Regions from separate parts of the Homo sapiens genome. Here region 1 is linked to region 2. A link is a contact called in ENCODE Hi-C or POLR2A ChIA-PET data. All regions are on one chromosome and are shown on one strand. Each heading gives the region's core, a stretch centred on a gene start or an enhancer-like site at or near the end of the contact. The rest is flanking DNA. Distances are from core to core; before and after follow the strand shown. Region 1 has its middle 20 kb from the start of ZNF287. Region 2 has its middle 31 kb from the start of LRRC75A.

What was found. A loop is a pair of places that touch in the nucleus more often than their neighbours do. ChIA-PET counts read pairs that join two places held with the same protein, here RNA polymerase II (POLR2A). Pooled maps may share reads with other maps.
Region 1: a loop to region 2 is called in a pooled map, with 3 times the contacts of the local background. The contact joins two enhancer-like sites. A Hi-C loop is called at or near these places in 65 of 168 maps with a recorded cell type or tissue (A673, B cell, CD14-positive monocyte and 39 more), 37 of 37 single-sample maps with no recorded cell type and 45 of 50 pooled maps. POLR2A ChIA-PET finds 5 or more read pairs at or near these places in 32 of 52 experiments (AG04450, B cell, BJ and 23 more).

Annotation. Positions count from the first base shown.
Region 1 is chr17:16,586,141-16,592,057 of GRCh38, forward strand. No RefSeq gene overlaps it. Among named protein-coding and RNA genes, the nearest start is that of ZNF287, 20 kb to the left of the region's middle. RefSeq lists an enhancer at 3,000-3,069. Within about 2 kb of position 3,316, at least 18 of the 41 ENCODE cell types and tissues checked have a DNase peak (open chromatin) inside an H3K27ac peak, as active enhancers do; they include adrenal gland, where a contact is called at or near this core.
Region 2 is chr17:16,519,817-16,525,653 of GRCh38, forward strand. No RefSeq gene overlaps it. Among named protein-coding and RNA genes, the nearest start is that of LRRC75A, 31 kb to the left of the region's middle. RefSeq lists an enhancer at 1,476-1,525. Within about 2 kb of position 1,600, at least 3 of the 41 ENCODE cell types and tissues checked have a DNase peak (open chromatin) inside an H3K27ac peak, as active enhancers do; they include adrenal gland, where a contact is called at or near this core.

The DNA of each region.
Region 1 (5,917 bases), core at 2,066-4,565, 68 kb after region 2:
AATCAAACAACTCCATGTTTCCACAGCTGAGATGTCAGAGAAGCCTAGGAAAAGGCAAATTCCCCAAAAGAGGTCACGTTTCAATTGTGTTTTAGTCCCAAGAAAATGACTTAAAATTGTTTCCACAGCTGAGATGTCAGAGAAGCCTAGGAAAAGGCAAATTCCCCAAAAGAGGTCACGTTTCAATTGTGTTTTAGTCCCAAGAAAATGACTTAAAATACTCATTGGATTAAAATATCTGGGTAGTGCCAGGCATGGTAGCTCATGCCTGTAATCTCAGCACTTTGGGAGGTTGAAGTGGGTGGATCACTTGAGTTCGGGAGTTTGAGACCAGCCTGGCTGATATATTGAAACCTTGTCTCTACTAAAAATACAAAAATTAGCCGGGCATGGTGGCGGGCGCCTGTAGTCCCAGCTACTTGGGAGGCTGAGGCAGAAGAATCGCTTGAACGCAGGAGGCGAGGTTTCAGTGAGCTGAGATCCCGCCACCACACTCCAGCCTGGGTGACAAAGCAAGAGTCCATCTCAAAAACAAACAAACAAACAAAGACTAATTTGACCACGGCCTCCTTTTGAGATCATTCTTTTGCCAGACTCCTCTGACATCTCAGGCTGACTGTCTTCAAACCTAGTCCACGAACACTCCTTGCTGGTGTCCTGTGCAAAGCCCCCCTGAAGAGTATCAGGGAACATTCTGAGACCCAGTCCCCACCCGTGTGCCCCTTTCACTATAGCTGCCTTGGAAACCTCCTGCATGTCTTCACTTGCTGCAGCAATTTCTCCCATCATTATCTTGATGGTGATGACATCTGAAAGCTCAGTCTAGATTTCATTTGAGGCACAGTCTCTGCGTGTTATAGGCACTTAAGATGTAATACATTTCAAACTGAGGCCCTCAACTTCCTCCCCAAATAAAAGTGACTTGTCCTCTAATCTCTAATCTCAGATAATGGCTCCACTAGTACCCAGTCATGAATCTGACACGGCCTCTCAAAACCACTGTCAAGCATAGCTGTGATCTCTACACGGAGCTCCACAATCGCCATTCACTTCCACACCAATACCCAGACAGTATTCCCACCCCACACTCACACTGCTCAGTGCCAGTTTAAATGTCAGTTCCTCAGATGATACAATAGTTGGCATTTAAAAAACCAAACCAAACGATAATGTTTCAATGTCCAAAACTGATGAACACATTTTGCTTAGTTCTTTCCTAAATGTGGAAGTGGATCTGATATATAATTATTTTCTCCCTCTGCTTCCCAACATGTTCTAATACATAATTTTTAGCGATACCAGTCATAATGGGGGTCCCACAAAAGAAGTTTTTGTAAGCTGAAATTAATTGACAGCTATTTAAGACTGTCACTGTGTCATGAGGAATTGTTGGACATGTTCAAATGAAAATGAGATAAGCTAAGAAGTATATTTTTAAAATGTTATTGATATGTTTGCTTTCATTAAAGCCAGGAAGGCAAATGTATTAAAACTTTCCTTTGGTATAAACTATTTAAAGTTAAAATGATGTGAGTTTTTTTTTCATTTTTAAAATAGATCAGTTTTATTCTGCTAGTTCCATAAAAACAATGTAAACACAAGCGTTCTGTACATCTTGCTGGTGAATTCACATAATGCTTAGTTCCCTGATCCTTTGACCTCCTCGTCTTCTCCAGTTATTTTCTGTCTGGACCACTGGCCTCAGGAGTGGAGTGGGGTTGGGGCTTAGGAGAGAGCAATGTGGCTTTTTGGTATGACTTGTTTTATTGCTTGCCCTCTCAGCACACTCCTGTTTCTCCTAACACAAAGTCTGAGATTTAAGCCCTTAAACCTGTAGGTTTCACCGTCAGCTTTTTCTTTTTCTTTCTTTTTTCTTTTTTTTTTTGCATAGGCATTACTAGGGACGTGAATGGGAGACTGGTATAGAAAGTGGTGAGGAGCCGAAGCCAAGAAATTGCTTTAAACACAAGATGAAAATGCTCTGTTCTGTCCACACAAAGAATCACCTAATACTGGTGTGAGGCACCTCACTTAGCTGTGGAGAAGTCCCTGGAATTAGATCTCAGAAAGACAGTTCCAGCTTTAAGACAGTAAAACCTTTTGGCAATGGGCTAATTGCCTTAAAGGAAAGAAGGGTTCTACTTGAAAGAACTTGCAGGTGGAGAAATTGTCCTACAAAGATTCTTGGAAATGTTAATGGAGATAACTGACATAGGTAGCTGTGGGCCAACCAGGAGCTGTCAACAGCCTGATCTCAGCAAAACCAGGACGGCCAGTTAATAGTTCCTTCAGTTCTCTGATGGTCACAAATGTAATTTTATTTCATTTCGCCTTGTGGAGGTTCTGCAACAAATGTAATTTTAAAGGAATTGGGAGCCAGAAAGATAAATGCAACTCCTTCAACTATGTGACAGGGCAGACTGGTGAATCTGGGTTCCCAGAGTGTGGAGCAAGTGCCCTGCATCAGAGGACGGCCCAGGGGAAACGTGCATGATGCCGAACCCCACAGGACAGAATTACTTCAATCGCCTGGTCCTGACTACTACAAGGAGGAAGTCTCAGTGTCTCAGTTTGCATCTACGCTCAGATTTCTTTTTCTTTTGGAGACAGAGTCTCCCTCTGTCGCTCAGGCTGGAGTGCAGTGGTGTGATCTTGGCTCACTGCTACCTCCACCTCCTGGGTTCAAGCAATTGTGCCTCAGCCTCCCCTGTAGCTGGGACTACAGGCGTGCGCCACCACGCCCGGCTTATTTTTGAATTTATAGTAGAGACGGGGTTTCATCATGTTGGCCAGGAATGATGCGAGTTTTAATACACTCACTTTACAGTTTCTTATGTTTTTAAACTACTTTCACGTTGTAGCAAAAACGAACCTTAAAGGCTTCACAGAGGCCGGTCCACGGGAGGGGAGCGCCGGTCTCCCGGTCCCGCCGGGCTCACAGGGACGGAGCGGCCTGGGATTCCGCCCACCCCCTTCCCGCCGTCAGCGATTCCTCCTCCTCGGAGGGTCTGGGGACTTCTCCCAGAAGCCGCCACCTCGCGCCAGGACACCGGGAGTTCCGCCGCTCCCTGCGAGAGGGAACTGGCCAGAGGCCCTGCGGGGCACCGCGCGCGAGTGAGGCAGAAACCCAGGCACCATGCAGAAAGCCCCGAAAAATGTCCCTGGAGAAGCCGGGGAACAGCTCCCTCCACAGCCGTCAGGGCCCGCACAGGCTGTTTCCTCACGGAGGACTCGGCCCCAGGTTGTCACGAAGCCGCGACCGCGCCTCCCCGGGGTCCTCAAGGAACGCAGCGCTCTGCCTCACTGCAGACAAGGCAGTCCGCAGGCGGAACACGCATGCGCGCCGGCAAGTCAGCCAGGGCGGGTTCGCGCGCCCTCTTGCGGCCCTCTAGGTGCAGTGCAGGGAGCTTTGCGTTTTAGGGACTTGGGCTCCCTCCGGCCATCCTCTATTGCTTTTTGGTATTTTCAGTAGAGACGCGGTTTCGCCATGTTGGCCAGGCTGGTTTGGAAGTCCTGACCTCAGGTGATCCACCCGCCTCGGCCTCCCAAAGTGCTGGAATTACAGGCGTGAGCCACTATGCCTGGCCCTGGCCATCCTCTTTAACTACTGAACTTCAGATTATTCAAAGCCGTTACACTCCACCCAACAGCTTCAGAATATCCTCTAGTATTCTCTAACACGCATGGAACAGTCTCCAGATTAGACCACAAATTAGGTCACAAAGCTAGTCTCAATCAATTTTAAAAGACTGAAGTAATACAATATTTTCTATAACCACAATATAAGGAAACATTAACAGAAGGAAAACTGGAACATTCACAAATACGTGAGAATTAAACAACACACTCTTAAACAACCAATGGTCAAAGAAAAAATAACATGGGAAATTGGAAAATACGATGAGACAAATGAAAATGAAGCACAACATACCAAAACTATGACAATCAGTGAAAGCAGTTTCAAAGGGAAAATTTTACGAGTAAACATTTACCTTTAAAAAACAAAGATATCAGATAAATAACCTAACTTTACACCTTAAGGAGCTGGATAAAGAAGAGAAAACAAAACCCAAAGTTAGGAGAAGGAAGATGCTATAGTTTAAATGTGTCCTCCAATGTCCATGTGTTGGAAACTTAATCTCCAATGTAACAGGGGTAAGAGGTAAGACTTTTAAGAGGTGATTAGGCCATGAGGACTCTGTCCTCATGAGTGGATTAATGCCATTATTAAGGGAGTGTGTTCCTTTCAAAAGGACAAGTTCAGCACTCTCTTGCTCTCTCTTCCCTTTTCTTGGCCCTTCTGCTTTCTCCCATGGGATAACATAGCAAGAAGGCCCTCACAAGATGCTGGCACCTTGATCTTGGACTTCCCAGCCTCCAGAACTGTAAGAAAATAAATTTCTGATTTTTGAAAAATAAATTATGTGGCCTGTGGTATTTTGTTGTAGAAGCACAAATGGACTAAGACAGAAGGAAATAATAAAGATTAGAGCATAGTTAAACAAAATAGAGGATAGAAAAATAGGGAAAAAATCAACAAAACCCAAAGTTGGTCCTTTGAAAAGGTCAAGAAAATTGACAAAACTTCAGGTAGAGTAAGAAGAGAAAGATTATTAAAACACTGTTATTTTATTATTTTTCCTAATTATTTAACAATATTTAACAGTAATATAATAAAATTATTGCAATATGAAAATTTATATAAAACTAAAACATTAAATCAGAAATAAAAGTGGGGACGTGACTATTGATTTTGAAGAAATACACAGAATTATAAGAGAATATTAAATCAATTGTATCCCAACAAAGTAGGTAATCTAGATGAAATGGATACATTTTGAGACAGAGTCTCACACTGTCATCAGGCTGGAGTGCAGTGGCACGATCTTGGCTCACTGCAACCTCTGCCTCTGCCTCCCGGGTTCAAGCGTTTCTCCTGCCTCAGCCTCCTGAGTAGTTGGGACAACAGGCGTGCACCACCACTCCCAGCTAATTTTTGTATTTCTAGTAGAGACGGGGTTTCACCATGTTGGCCAGGATGGTCTCAATCTCTTGACCTCATGATCCACCCTCCTCGGCCTCCCAAGGATAAATTCTTAGAAGCACTCAGACTTCCAAAACAGATTGAAGAAGAAATGGAGAATCTAAGGATATCTTTTTTTTTTTTTTTTTTTTGAGACAGAGTCTCACTCTGTCACCCAGGCTTGAGTGCAGTGGCACGATCTTGGCTCACTGCAATCTTGGCCTCTCAGGTTCAAGCAATTCTCCTGCCTCAGCCTCCTGAGTAGCTGAAATTACAGGTGTGTGCCACCACACCTGGCTAATTTTTGTATTTTTAGTAGAGATGGGGTTTCACCATGTTGGTCAGACTGGTCTTGAACTCCTGACCTCGTGATCCGCCCGCCTCGGCCTCCCAAAGTCGTGGGATTACAGGCGTGAGCCACTGCGCCCGGCCAGGATATCTTTTTAAATAAATAGAATGAATCAGAAACCTTTTAACAACAAAAAGGGCCAGGGCCAAATGGCTTCACTGGCAATTTCTACAAAACATTTGCAGAAGAATTAACACCAATCCATCTCAAACTCTAACCATCTGTCCTACACCCCAAAATAGAAGATAACCGATCCTAACCCTTTCTATGAGGACAGCATTACCCTAGTATTTGTGAAAAAGACTTCATAAGAAGAGAAAACCAATACAATGTTTTCTCAGTACAAACCAATATCTTTTATGCATACAGATAGAAAAAATCATCAAAATACTACCAAATTGAATTCAGCAGTATATTAAAAGAATTACACACTATGATTAGTTCAATTTATTCCAGATACACAAATTGATTCCACATACAAAATCAATTACTGCTGTATCCCACATTAATAGAATGAGGGGAAAAATCTCACAAGATTATTGCAA
Region 2 (5,837 bases), core at 350-2,849:
CTATCCTAACAGGTATGAGGTGATTTCTCATTGTGGTCTTGATTTGCATTTCCCTGGTGATTAGTGATGTTGAGTACATTTTCATGTGCTTGTTGGCCACTTGTATATCTTCTTCGGAGAAATGTCTGTTAAAGGTCTTTCCTCATTTTTTTTTTTTTTTTTTTTTTTTTGAGAGGAAGTTTGACTCTTGTTGCCCAGGCTGGAGTGCAGTGGCGCGATCTCGGCTCACTGCAAGCTCCGCCTCCCGGGTTCAAGCTATTCCTCTGCCTCAGTCTCCTGAGTACCTGGGACTATAGGCACACACCACCACACTGGGCTTATTTTTTTTGTATTTCAGAGGAGACTGTGTTTCACCCTGCTGGCCAGGATGGTCTTGATCGCCTGACTTCGTGATCTGCCCGCCTCAGCCTCCCAAAGTGCTGGGATTACAGGCGTGAGCCACTGCGCCCGGCCAGGTCTTTCCTCATTTTTAGGTTGGGTTGTTTGTTTTTGTGGCTATCTATTAAATTTTCGATCCAACTTTTGATTCTGCCATTTACAGAGCACTGTATGTCAGGTATTGTGGGAAGCCCTTAACACACACAATCTCATTTTATCCTTACAACAGCCTTGAAACATAGATACAATAAGAATTCACATGTTACAGATGAGGCATCAAAGCACAGACAGGTTAAACTACATGCCCAAGGTCACATAGCTAGTAAGTGTCCGAGAGGGTCATCAGACCAGACCAATCTGATCCTAGTCCGGATCATAATCTAGAAGCCCTCACTGCATCTCACCACTGTGCAGGTTGATAGGGAGGCTGGGGCAGGGTCCTGTAGCAAATCACAAGGGTGTCTTCTCTATAGTCCAGTGTGCTGGGAAGACAACAGGTTGGGAGGTAGGATCCTGGGATCTGCTGATCTCAGTGCTGCTCCGACTGGCTGGGGAGCTTCTGGCACAGTCACCTCGTGGCGCTTGGCCTTAGTGAGAGCATTGAGTCAAGGGATGGGATGATGTTTTGAAAAAATAGTGTGTCAGAAAGGAAGTACTGCTAGGAGTCCCAAGGCTGGTGCATACATCATGCCGGCGTCTTCCCTCATCTCAGAACCCAGAGCCTGTCTCCTGGCTGGGGGCTCACAGAGGGTCCTGGCTGGTAGAAGTCTTGCTTTTGGTGTGTTAAACACCCACAGAGTTGGAGCAGAGAGGATGGGGAGCCTGGTGCTGGCCTCCTTGTTGGGACTGGCCTCTGCTGTACAGGGGTCTTCAGGAGGCAGAGGGATGGGGTGGAGGGGTTATATGGGTATAGAGAGTTGAGGCTTCCAGGCCCCACTTTGCCATACTAACCCATCAGACTGCAGGCAAGTTAAGCTCCAGGACATCTGATCAGCACCAATTCTTTCCCTTCCCTGGTTCCCTCTCCGCTTTGCCCCGTCTCACTCCACATGAGTACAACCCTAATGGCACCTCAGGAGAACACCTGTCTGCCTTGGAGGAGGCTCAGCCTGAATCTGAGCCTGTCTGCTCTCTGAGTCCAAACTAATGTTTAACCAGGAAGTACATTTCTGTTAGGAAGACTCTTCACTAAAGATGTGGACATCGAAGTTCAGGCAGGGCAGAGAGATTTGCCAGACTGGACTGTCCTGCCATCTAGTGGTGGGATAAGAGGATTAGCTAGCGTCCCCTCCAGCTGTGGCTGCCCTGGAGAGAACAGCAATTTTTTTGGAGGGTAAGAGAGGGAAGAGTGGTTTGGTAAATGCACCGTCATTACTTTAAGGCATAATCCATGGCAGTACGCTCTTAGTTGCTTGAGATATCTAACCAACTGTTGGGCAAAAAGCAGCATAAATTTTGGCACCTGCGAGAACACTGTAAGTTTTCTCTAAGGGGTCACCTACAAATGCCATCAGAGGTGGGACTTTGGAAATGTCGAAGTTTGGAACTCATATACTCAGAAGTCACTGGTTCTTGCTAACTTATATTGACACATCACAGTAGAGGTGGATTCTAAAGATTCACTCTAGGCCAGGCACAGTAGTTCACACCTGTAATCCTAGCAGTCTGGGAGGCCAAAGTGGGAGGATAACGTGAGTCCAGGAGTTTGAGACCAGCCTGAGCAACATAGTGACACCTCCTCTGTACTATTAAATAAAATTAGCTTGATGTGGTGGCATGCACCTGTAGTCCCAGCTACTTAGAAGCCTGGGTGCTTGAGCCCAGGAGTTCAAGATTTCAGTGAGCAGTGATTGTGCCACTGCACTCCAGCTGGGGTAACAGTGAGAGACCCTGTCTTAAAAAAAAAAATTAATTCTAGAGATGTGTTTTCTCTGATTTGATTTATTTTGGGAAACAAGTAGCTCTGAAACTAAAAAATAGTTACAGTGAAGACTCTAGAAATTCTGAAAATGATTACTGAAATTGTCCTACTGTTTCCATTTATTGGGAGCTGTATTCCTGAAATTGATGCAATAACGGAGATGTAGTGGAGAAGGGAAGCTGGGAGAAGGGGAAAGAGAAAGAGCTCAGGCTCCTCCAGAAATCATCACCTTCGGCAATAATAATAAAAAGAGTAAGAATGACAACTAACTATCAGTCAGGAGAGGTTAGGTTTTGTTATGACACTATCCCAGATAAACGATGCCGACCGACACTGGTCAAGATGGTGAACACAGGTTTTATTCAGCAATACTATGGCAGCAAGGAAGAGAGACCAGTGTGGATTGAACTCAACTTCTCCAAAACAAAAGGCTGGAGACTTTTAAAGGTGGGGTGTGCTCAGGGAAAGGCACTAAAGGTGTGAATAGGGTTAGGCCATGTCAGGCCACCTGGGTTTGTTGACTGCTGTCTATCTGAAGGACACACACACTTCTCATGTCTTTGTGACGGGGCAGTGGTGCAGGTTGGAGCAAGGTGCCCACAGTTAGGCCCTCAGCCTCCCCTACAGACTAGGAGAGACAGAATTATCTCCCTGAAGCCTTGCATTTTAAAGAGAAGACTCTCAGGTCCTGGAGGAAACAGTTTTGGGTGGTAGTTTTATATCCCAAAGAGCAAAGAAAGGCTTTATAATTGCAAGCTTTCTAAAGTGATGGCTCTACAGGGAGTTGAGGGGTGGTGGTGCAGAGCTCTATCTGCCTATCTCTTGGTATTGGCTGGAACAAACAGTCAATTCTCCTGGCAGCCTTGAGCTTTCTCGGGAAGGCCTTTATTTTAATTTTCAAAAATTTTTTTGAGACAAGGTCTCACTCTGTTACCCAGCCTGAAGTGCAGTGGCATGATCATAGCTCACTGAAGCCTCGACCTCCCGGATTCAAGTGATCCTCCCACCTCAGTCTCCCAAGCAGCTGAGACTAAAGTTGTGCTGTGCATCACCACAGCCATCTGATTAATTAATTTTTTTTTTTTTTTGTAGAGATAGGCTCTCCCTATGTTGCCCAGGCTGGTCTTGAACTCCCGGTCTCAATGGCTCCTCCCACCTCAGCCTCACAAAGTGTTCAGATTAGAGGTGTGAGCCACCATGCCCGGCCATATGCAGGCCTTTAGCTGGGATTAGGGTCATCCTAGAGACAGGGCCTTATGCTTCTAGAAGCCATGCTAGAGTTCAGTTGTCTATTAGTGCAGAAATTAGGATGGAGCCATTATATGCTGGGAGTTCTGCAGTTTTTATTTGTTTCTGGGAAAACTTTAAAAAATTGTTGAAAACATACATATCATAAAATTTATCATTTTAACAATTTTTAAATATACAGTTCAGTGGCATTAAGTGCATTCACATTGTTGGGCAACCAACACCACCCTCCACCTTCAGAATATTTTCATCTTCTCCAGCTGAAACTCTACCCCTCAAATAATAACTCCCCATTCCTCTCTCCTGCCAGCCCCTGGTAAATAACATTTTACTTTCTGTTTTTATAAATTTGATTCCTCTATCTACCTTGTGTAAGTGGAATTATACAATATTTGTCCTTTTGCAACTGGTTTATTGAACTCAGCATTACGTCCTCAAGTTTCATTCTTGTAGCACTTTCTTCAGTAGGCTAAGATTCCACTATATGGGCTGGGCTCACGCCTGTAATCCCAGAACCTTGGGAGGCTGAGGTGGGCGAATTGCCTGTGGTCAGGAGTTTGAGACCAGCCTGGCCAACATGGTGAAACCCCAACTCTATTAAAAATACAAAAATTAGCCAGGTGTGGCGGTGGGCGCCTGTAGCCCCAGCTACTTGGGAGACTGAGGCAGAAGAATTGCTTGAACCCGGGAGGCGGAGGTTGTGATGAGCCGAGATTGTGCCACTGCAAGGAGATATGACAGTTTCAGATTTGACCATGTTGGGATGATTGGGCACCCAAGTGGCTGGTTGTAGAGAACCGATCTCAAGAATGCAGGGAACCCACACAGGAAGATTAGATGATAAAAATGACCAACAAGGTAATCATCAGAGGGACAGTGTTATAAGGAAATACAGACTAGGTAGAATAACAGAGAAGGAAAAGGTAAGGAATTAGGCCAGAAAACAAGCTCTCATCACTCTAAGCTTTGATTAATGGGTCAAAACCCTAATGAGCATCTTGCCTTTCAGTTGCTTTCCCGATTCTTTTGTGCATTGCACACTGCTATAAAACCATTCTTTCTAGAGTACCAATTTCATTCCCAGTCGCAGGGGGTCATGCTTGTAATCCCAGCTACTTGGGAGGCCAAGGCAGGAGGATCGTTTGAGGCCAGGGGTTAGAGACCAGTGTTGGTAACTTAGTGAGACTCTGTGTCTTAAAAAAAAAAAAAAAAAAAAGTGAAAAAAAGATCGCCATGTCTTTAGCTAAAACTTAAAGATTTTTTAGCATAAAAGTACTATATGTTGCATAAAGAAACAGTCATGGCCGGGCACGGTGGCTCACGCCTGTAATCCCAGCATTTTGGGAGGCCAAGGTGAGTGGATCACCTGAGGTTGGGAATTTGAAACCATCCTGGCCAACATGGTGAAACCCCATCTCTACTAAAAAATACAAAAATTAGCCAGGCGTGGTGGCATGCGCCTAGTCCCAGCTACTTGGGAGGCTGAGGCAGGACACTCGCTTGAACCCTAGAGGTGGGGTTGCAGTGAGCCGCAATTACGCCACTGCATTCCAGCCTGGGCGACAGAGCGAGACTCTGTCTCAAAAAAAAAGAAAAAGAAAGAAAGAAAGAGTCATACTACTTGAATAGACATCCCTCCAAGGCATACAAATGGCCAAGAAACACATGAAAAGATGCCCAAAGTTATTAGTCATTAGAGAAAATGCAAATCAAAACCACAATGACAAACCACTTCACGCCCACGAGGATGGCTATAATAATTTTTTTAAAACAGTGCAAAATAACAAGTGTTGGCAAGGTTGTTGAGAAATTGGAACTCTCCTGCATTGCTGGTGAGAATGTAAAATGGTGCAGCCACTGTGGAAATCAGTTTGGCATTTCCCCAGTAAGTTAAGCATAGTTATATGTCCCAGCAATTCTACTTGTAGGTATGTACCCAAGAGAATTGAAAACAGGTATCCAAACTAATTTTTTTTTTTTGAGATAGAATCTCATTCTGTCCACCAGGCTGGAGTACAGTGGCATGATCACTGTTCACTGCAGCCTCGACCTCCTAGTCTTCTTCTTCTTTTTTTTTTTGAGACAGAGTTTCATTCTTGTTGCCCAGGCTGGAGTGCAATGGCGCGATCTCAGCTCGCTACAACCTCCACCTCCCGGGTTCAAGCGATTCTCCTGCCTCAGCCCCCCACGTAGCTTGGGATTACAGGCATGCACCACCATGCCCGGCTAATTTTGTATTTTTAGTAGAGACGAGGTTTCTCCATGTTGGTCAGGCTGGTCTCCAACTCCC